Linked DNA regions of Homo sapiens: all the other regions are linked to region 2. A link is a contact called in ENCODE Hi-C or POLR2A ChIA-PET data. All regions are on one chromosome and are shown on one strand. Each heading gives the region's core, a stretch centred on a gene start or an enhancer-like site at or near the end of the contact. The rest is flanking DNA. Distances are from core to core; before and after follow the strand shown.

Evidence for each region. A loop is a pair of places that touch in the nucleus more often than their neighbours do. ChIA-PET counts read pairs that join two places held with the same protein, here RNA polymerase II (POLR2A). Pooled maps may share reads with other maps.
Region 1: a map with no recorded cell type shows a loop between it and region 2 (2.8-fold over the local background). The contact joins two enhancer-like sites. A Hi-C loop is called at or near these places in 3 of 37 single-sample maps with no recorded cell type and 2 of 50 pooled maps. POLR2A ChIA-PET finds 5 or more read pairs at or near these places in 2 of 52 experiments (activated CD4-positive, alpha-beta T cell and activated T-cell).
Region 3: a pooled map shows a loop between it and region 2 (4-fold over the local background). The contact joins the promoter of AP1S3 here to the enhancer-like site in region 2. A Hi-C loop is called at or near these places in 1 of 50 pooled maps. POLR2A ChIA-PET finds 5 or more read pairs at or near these places in 2 of 52 experiments (GM10248 and WTC11).

Annotation. Positions count from the first base shown.
Region 1 is chr2:223,932,898-223,935,597 of GRCh38, reverse strand. All of the region lies in intron 1 of WDFY1 (WD repeat and FYVE domain containing 1), which reads left to right. Among named protein-coding and RNA genes, the nearest start is that of WDFY1, 11 kb to the left of the region's middle. Within about 2 kb of position 1,282, at least 3 of the 41 ENCODE cell types and tissues checked have a DNase peak (open chromatin) inside an H3K27ac peak, as active enhancers do.
Region 2 is chr2:222,732,695-222,735,394 of GRCh38, reverse strand. No RefSeq gene overlaps it. Among named protein-coding and RNA genes, the nearest start is that of MOGAT1, 62 kb to the right of the region's middle. RefSeq lists a silencer at 1,011-1,305. Within about 2 kb of position 1,299, at least 7 of the 41 ENCODE cell types and tissues checked have a DNase peak (open chromatin) inside an H3K27ac peak, as active enhancers do.
Region 3 is chr2:223,836,137-223,838,836 of GRCh38, reverse strand. AP1S3 (adaptor related protein complex 1 subunit sigma 3) reads left to right here and starts at 1,255. Exons shown (of 5, transcript NM_001039569.2): 1 at 1,255-1,389. The coding sequence starts at 1,387. RefSeq lists enhancers at 709-888, 1,759-1,848 and silencers at 1,059-1,188, 1,219-1,648.

The DNA.
Region 1 (2,700 bases), core at 33-2,532, 1.2 Mb before region 2:
CTCTGCTGTGTTTAGCTTTAATAATCTGCTAGTTCTTTCCTAAGAAGCAGATGGTAATATAATGAATGATACTTGTTTCTAGAATTTAGGTATTCATCTTCCCTCTCTACAAAGTATGCTCAGCAAATCTTTCTGAGAGTTGTTAAGACATTATTAGCACATATATACTGATTTCATGATGTATTTTTGTCATACTTCATGGTGAAATAATCTCTTTATTCATTTTTCTTTGTCAACCACATACTACTTTGCTCAAAACACTTCCCTTCAAGGTCAAGGTGAATCTACAGCAGATCACCGTCAAAGAAATTTTAAGTAAAAAGTCGCCTGTGTGGATTTTTTTTCTCTTTCTCCTCGTCTTTATACTTGATTTAGACACTTAGCGTCAGTAGAGTCCAGTTGCAAAGGTTAATGGGGAGATGAGGGTGCTTATAGTGCAACCAGTATTGATGGGGGCATTTTTGGTTTCTAGGTTATGGTTTATAGAAAATACAGCCTAGTATGGAATTCCTGGGATACCTGCAGTGTCCCATAGAGGCTTCGTCCTGCTGTGCTGTTCCCTCGCCGAAACCCTCTTCTCAGTTTCATTTGCTTGATTAACTCCTTCTCATCCATTAGGACTTCTTGTGCGATGTTTGCCAAATCCCCCAACCCACTATACCACCATTCCCACTCCCTAACATTAATCTACCCTTTTTCTGTCCTCATAGCTCTTACCACATTATATTGTTACTGTTACTCATTTACATATTTGTCTTTACTAATTAAACTTTTTCTGGCTGGGCGCAATGGCTCATGCCTGTAACCCCAGCACTTTGGGAGGCCGAGGCAGGTGGATCACCTGAGGTCAGGAGTTGGAGACCAGCCTGGCCAACATGGTGAAACCCCATCTCTACTAAAAATACAAAGATTAGCCAGGCATGGTGGCAGATGCCTGTAATCCCAGCTACTGGGGAGGTCGAGGCAGGAGAATCACTTGAACCCGGGAGGTGGAGGTTGCACTGGGCTGAGATAGTACCATTGCACTCCAGCTTGGGTGACAAGAGTGAGACTCTGTCTCAAAAATTAAAAAAATAAAATAAAATTTTTCTAACATGAAAAACAGTGTAAAGCTTATAGTAATGTCTCAAGTGTTAGTTTGATTGAATCAGTCAACAAATCTGTTAGGGAAAAAGAAGCATGGAACGTAATCTAAAAATAGGCCACTGTCTGGGTGTGGTGGCTCACGCCTGTAATCCCAGCACTTTGCGGGGCCGAGGTGGGTGAATCACTTAAGGTCAGGAGTTTGACACCAGCCTGGCCAATGTGGTGAGACACCCCATCTCTACTAAAAATACAAAAATTAGCTGGGTGAGGTGTTGTGCGCCTGTAGTCCCAGCTACTCGGTAGGCTAAGGCAGGAGAATTGCTTGAACTTGGGAAGCGGAGGTTGCAGTGAGCTGAGATTGTGCCACTTTACTCCAGCCTGGGTGACAGAGTGAGATTCTCTTTCTCAAAAAAAAAAAAAAAAAAAAAAAGAAAAGAAAAAGGCTGCTATTCCTTATTAGAAACTGTGCTTCTTTGTGATTCCTTTAATTTGTGTTTTAAGACTTCTAGGCCATGGATAGGGTTCGAGACTTTTTTTTTTTTTTTTTTTTGAGGCAGGGTCTCACTCTGTCTCCCAGGCTGGTGTGCAGTGGCACAATCAGAGCTCACTGTAGCCTCCACCTCCTGGGCTCAAACGATCCTTCCACCTCAGCCTCCTGAGTTTGAGACCACAGACATGTACCACCACTCCTTGCTAATTTTTGATTTTTTTTTGTAGAGATGGGGGGGGGTCTCACTATGTTGCCCAGGCTGGTCTTGAACTCGTGGGCTCAAGTGATCCTCCAGCCTCAGTCTGCCAAGTAGCTGGGATAACAGACGTGTGCCACCATGCCCAGCTAATTTATTTTTATTTTTTGTAGAGACAGGGTATTGGTATGTTGCCAGGCTGGTCTCAAGCCCCTAGGCTCAAGTGATCCTCCCACCTCAGCCTCCCAGAGTACTGGGATTACAGGTCTGAGCCACTGTGCCTGGCCAGACTTTGTAATGTAAGAAAGTGTTGCCTAGATCCTCCATGGACTCCAGCCTGTCTAGATTATTCCTGCTCTTCAGTGATTAGAGTGGTTTCTAGGCTTCTTGATGGCACAAGGATCACAAAAAATTATTTTTATGCTAACAGTGAAAAGATTACAGCAAGAATGGTTTGGAGTAAAAAAAAAAAAAAAAAATCTGCAGGTTTTCAGCCAATCTGGCTTCTGGAAGGGTGATATTTGTTTAAAGGGGGTGCAAATGCTGGGGCCACCCAGTGGCTTCTTCCCTGGATAAAATCTGCCTGTGGTGACATCAGCAGTCTAATTCTTGGTCACAGACCCTTGAAGCTGTCCTGTGGGAGGGGATGGAAATTTCTGTTTTTCTCAGCCAATCTAATTCTCCTCTACAAAATGAGGCTGGTTTCTCTGCCTTTTAATTTAGAGAATAAATTCAATAACAATCTAACATTTTCTCTCCCTGTTACCAAAGGAGAAAGACTTCTTTTTGCAGCAAGAATGAACAGGGCAGAATTCCAGAGACTCGTTGGAAGGAAATTGCTATTTATTCGATAAAAACAGATGGCAATGATAGCTATGTTGTTCGTTCCCCCTTTCAGGCAAACGTCTTAATGTTATAGAAACCATCT
Region 2 (2,700 bases), core at 50-2,549:
GTTTTAAGACAGGATCTCACTCTGTGACCCAGGCTGGAGTGCAGAGGTATGGTCACAGCTCCCTGCAGCCTCAGGCATCTGGGCTCAAGTGATCCTCCTGCCTCAGCCTCATGAGTAGCTGGAACCACAGACACACACACACACACATGCCTGGCAATTTTTTACAGAGATAGAGTCTATGTTGCCCAGGCTGGTCTTTTTCTTTTTCTACTTCTTTTTCTTTTTTTTTTTTTTTTTTTTTGAGACAGAGTCTCACTCTGTCACCCAGGCTGGAGTGCGGTGGCACGATCTCGGCTCACTGCAACCTCCACCTCCTGGGTTCAAGTGGTTCTCCTGCCTCAGCTTCCTGAGTAGCTGGGATTGCAGGCGCACACCACCATGCCAGGCTAATTTTTGTATTTTTAGTACAGACTGTCTTGAACTCCTTAGACCTGGGCTGAGTAGCTCACACCTATAGTCCCAGCCTCCCAAAGCGCTGGGATTACAGATATGAGTTACTTAGCCCAGCTCTAAGTGTGTTTTGATGAATGGAACACTTTCTGTTGTGATCCTCACAGTTAGCTATTAGCACACTAAAGAGCTGCAAAACTGAACAGAGAGAAGCTGTCTAGGAATCAGTAATAATAGAAACCAAACATTTCAGCACATCCTGTGTGCTCAGGCAGTAGAGTTTGCTATTTACATGAATAACCTCAACTACTTCTTTCATTCCTACAGAAAAGGCACTTTTATAATCCCTACTTTACAGATGGAGAACCTCCAGCTTGGAGAGAAGTTTCTTGGCCAGGGTCACACATCCAGGAAGCGGCTTCCAAACTGGACTCTCCCTGAGCCAGCTCTACTAACTTGGGGGAGAATTTCGTCCCTTTCTTGCCTCTGTCACTAACTGGTTTTGTGATTTGGGGAAATGGATTCATCCTGGAGAAGGCTGGACTAACCCTCTGGTCCCCAGATGCCTCTAGTTCTCTTCCAGATCCCCACCATCCTGGTTCACAAGTGGAAATAAAACATTCTGACCAGTAGTAGCCCCAGGGCTGAAAGTCTCAGACAAACAGCTCTGGAAGTTAAAGAAACAAGCAGAAATGCCACATATGCTGGGACATAGCCCAGATTGCTCCCACGCAAACTCTTCCTTCTTTTTCCCACCCTGAGCAGCTGGCACAGTGGCCAGTACAATGCCATCGAGCAAAGTTCAGGAGGCTAAAGAAACACATGGTGAGGAAGTACATTCGGCCCCAGGCCAGCAGAACAATGTGGCCTCTATCTTCTGTTCTGGCTTCTCTGGTCTTGTCACATCTTCACAAACCATGAACAAAGAGATTTGAGTTGGCTGAGCCACCCTCGTTCTCCTGGCTTACATCACATCACCCCATTCGCTTCCTCCTCCCGCCACCCCCTCTCAGCAATGAAAGTCGACCATTGTCAGGTACGCTCAGAGGAAAGTGTATAATGAGAATGGGGAGCTGGGAATAATAAGGATGCTTATTCTCTGCAGCAGGAGAGTGAGTCTGGAGCCCTAGTTCCAAATTCTGACTCTGCTACCAAATGGCTGTACGGATTGGGGCGCTGAGATTTAAATCTCAATTTCTGCATTTGGAAGATGAGATTAATAATAACTTCAGAATGCTTCTGTGAAAACCAAGAGAGAGAGAATGCACATAAATGCCATAAGTAAATCCCAGAGTATGGCTTCCTGGCATATTTGACTTGACAGCACTGTGAGGAAAGGATTAGATTTGCACAGTGATTTGGGTAAACAGGTAAAGAGGCCCAGAGGGAGTTTTCACTGCTCTGGGACTCTGGTAGCCCTAGAGACTCCTGCTACTCCAGTCCTCTCTTGCTAACCCCCAGGATTGAGGGGTCAAAAATTCATCGCACTTGCAACATCTGTGTGTCAAGGCACACCTCTTCAGGGGCTCCATTATAAACTGTCTTACAAAAGTATGAATTGAATGGAATGATCACATTGATGTGAGTAAATCATTTTACCTCCCTTCACTCAATACTGCCTAATCACTGAGACCACGATATCATTTGTAAAAATAACCCAATGGCATATTCGGACCAATGGTGAGAGTAGGGATGCTTTTGGTTGCAAACATCAGAAAACCAGATTGATCTTGGCTATATTGCTCTTGCATAACAGGGACACCTAAGTTAGTTACTGGTGTTTGTTTGGGATATATCGATGCCAGGGTTTTGGACTGTTGTCTTCATAACTCCTTTGGAATTGCCCTCATGGTTTGCTAAGATGACCACAGACAGCTCCAAAATGATATCATCACACTGTTCAAAAGCAGGATGCAGAATCTTTCTCCTTGTGCACTAACCTCCCATCAGGCAGGAGGAAACATCTAGAAGCCCCTAAGCAGACTCCCTTATATCTCATTGGCCAAAACTAGGTCACATGGGCATTCTTGGCTGAGAGGAAGACAGAGAAAGCAAGTATCCAACTCGTTTAATGGGACACCAGCTGGGGGGATGGGAGGGGGTTTTCTGAGGAGTCAATTACTAGTGTTTGACTAAAGCTATGCAAAGTATTTCTGTTATAACTTAAAAAGAAAAGTCTCATTTCCAGATATTATCCAAACAAACTGACTTCCTATTATTCAAGTATATAAACAAAATTTTAAAAACCAGAGGATCTGCAGTTTCTACAACACCTGCCAACCCTCTACAGACATTTGGCAGCTTGGCCTA
Region 3 (2,700 bases), core at 6-2,505, 1.1 Mb before region 2:
TTTGTATTTTTAGTAGAGACGGCGTTTCACCATGTTGGCCAGGCTTGTCTCGAACTTCTGGTCTCAAGCGATCCGCCCACCTGGGCCTCCCAAAGTGTTGGGATTACAGGCATGAACCATCACGCCTGGCCCAGGAAATGATTCTTAACTTTTGCAGGGTCTAGGATCTCTTTAGCTATTTGATAAAACCAGTGGACTCCCTTTCTCAAAAACATGAATATGCATTAAAAACTCTGCTTACATCTAGTCTATCTGGTAAATATAATTAAAAGAAAAAAGAAAAAACTCTGTTTACAGCTTGGGGGTTTAGAGACTCTCAACGCCCTAGATTTAAGAAAAGTCAAGGGGAGGAGAGATTGGAGAACGAACTTTCTACACCACAACTTCTTAGGAGAGACTTCTTAAAAGGGGGTCGTGCTGCCGGGCGCAGTGGCTCATGCCTGTAATCCCAGCACTTTGGGAGGCCGAGGCGGGTGGATCACCCTGAACGCAGGAGGCGGAGGTTGCAGGGAGCCGAGATCGCCCCACTGCACTCCAGACGGGGCGACAGAGCGACACTCCGTCTCTAAATAAATAAATAAATAAATAAATAAATAAATAAATAAATAAATAAATGGGGGCCTGCTTAAAATGATCTTTGCCCTTAGACTGCAGAGCTTACTTTTTAAAAAGTGAAATGGGGGCAGAAGGGGATAAGAAAACGCTTCTAGTTCTTTCTCTTCCAACTGCTCCCTCCCTAGGAGGCTTAGGATAAGGCAGCCCCCGGCACTTTCTGCGAGTGTATCGGAAGTATCTTTGCCAGGTTTGATAAACGTTTGCGGAAGGAATACAGGACACACTCGCGCGGCAGAATCGCGAAAAGTCCCCGGTGTTCTCCGCGCAGGGAGTTCCCCGCGCAGGGAGTTCCTAGCGGGCCACGCGCTCTCGCCTGACCACCCGCGCCGAGCTGCGGGCTGTCGGGGTACAGACGCCCGCGCGCGCAGGTGCATTCGCTCCAGGTGCGGCCGGCTCGGGGCGGGAACAGCTGCAGCCGAGGCGGGGGCGGGGAGGGGGTACAGAGGAGAGGCAGAAAGGAGGGAAGAGGAGGAGGAGGAGGAGAAGGGAGGAGAAAGGGGAAAGGAAGAAAGAAGGAGAGCAGGAGGGCGAGGAGCGGGGGGAGCGGGGAGGAGGGCGCGGGGAGGAGGCAGCGGGGAGGAGCGTGCAGGGAGGAGGCAGCCGCGCTGGGAGGAGTCTGCACACTTTCAGTGCCAGGGCATTGTGGGAAGCAGCCATGGTCTAAGCCGGGCGCCTCACCTGTCAGCCGCACCGGCTCCAGCGCTCGCCTCTCGCCCTCGCTTCTCCAGCGCTCCTTGCTCGCAAGGCGGGGGAGGCGGCGGCCCAGCCACGATGGTGAGTGCGGGGGAACCGCCGGCCCGGGTAGGCGGTGGGGGCGCTCGCGCTCCGGGGAGGCACCTGGGGCGTCCGGGCCGGGCGCGCGGCCGGGTGGGGGTGCGGGCCGAGTCCCGCCTGGCCACCCGAACCGTGCGTCCCTGTGGCCCCGCTGCCCCAGACGGTGCGGACGCGCCAGGATCGCTTGCCCGGGATTCCTGCGGCAACGCGGCGCCGCGGCGCCGCGGCTCCATTCATTCATTCGATCCGCCTTAGCCGAGTGCTTAGTCTGTGCCGGGCTCGGTGCTGGGCGCTGGGGATGTCGCGGGGGACCAGGAGGAGCCCCTGTTCTCCAGGAAGCTTACCTTCCAGGAGGGGGATGCGGAGGGAGGGACACGTCCAATATACAAGTAAAATGAAGAGAACTTCTAAAGTAAGAAGCGCTGTAAAGTCTCAAATACAACCGGGTGGAGTGGCAACTTTTGATTTGGCAAAGCCTCTTCAAGGACATGACATTCTAGCTGCTGGAGGTCCTGGAGGGGCGCTACAGGTGGATTAGAGAGAGCAAAGCGGAGGGGAGAAGGCCTTGTTTGTGGCAGGAGAGGTGGGCTTCTGCCAGGTGAGGCGGGTTTTTATAGGCCAAAATAAGGAGTTTGGTTTTGGTTCCAACTGAGTAGGGGAAACCTCGGGGACGTTTTAGCAAGAAAACTGACCTTACCCGTTGTGCACTTTTGTTTTTTTGAGACTGATCTCGCTCTGTCGCCCAGGCTGAAGTGCAGTGGTGTGGTCTCGGCTCTGCCTCCCGGGTTCAAGCGATTCTCCTGCCTCAGCCTCCCGAGTAACGGGGATTACAGGCGTGTGCCACCACACCCAGCTAATTTTTGTATTTTTAGTAGAGACGGGGTTTCACCATGTTGGCCAGGCTGGTCTCGAACTCCTGACCTCAGGTGATCCGCCTGCCTCGGCCTCCCAAAGTGTAGGGATTACAGGGGTGAGCCACTGCACCCGGCATGGTGTGCAGTTTGGCTGTGGTTGGAGAATGGACTGGGGTGTGTAAGGGCAGGGGATAGGGGGTCAGGTTGGAAGCTGAGGCCGGCCGCAGCCCTGCTGATGAGAGATCTGGTGACCTGCACTTGGGTGGAAGCGATAGCTCAGGCTCCTCTTGCTCTTGCCTGCTGTTTAGGGGCAGCCTTTTAAGAGTGTGGTGGTCTGAACGTCACTAGTCCCACTTCCCCAAGTGTGTTACCACTTCCCAAATCCGCAGAAGGGAAGTGACCTGCACCCTGTGGGCCCACCGGAGGCAGGAGTGGGTGGGCCACGTGGGCTAAGAAA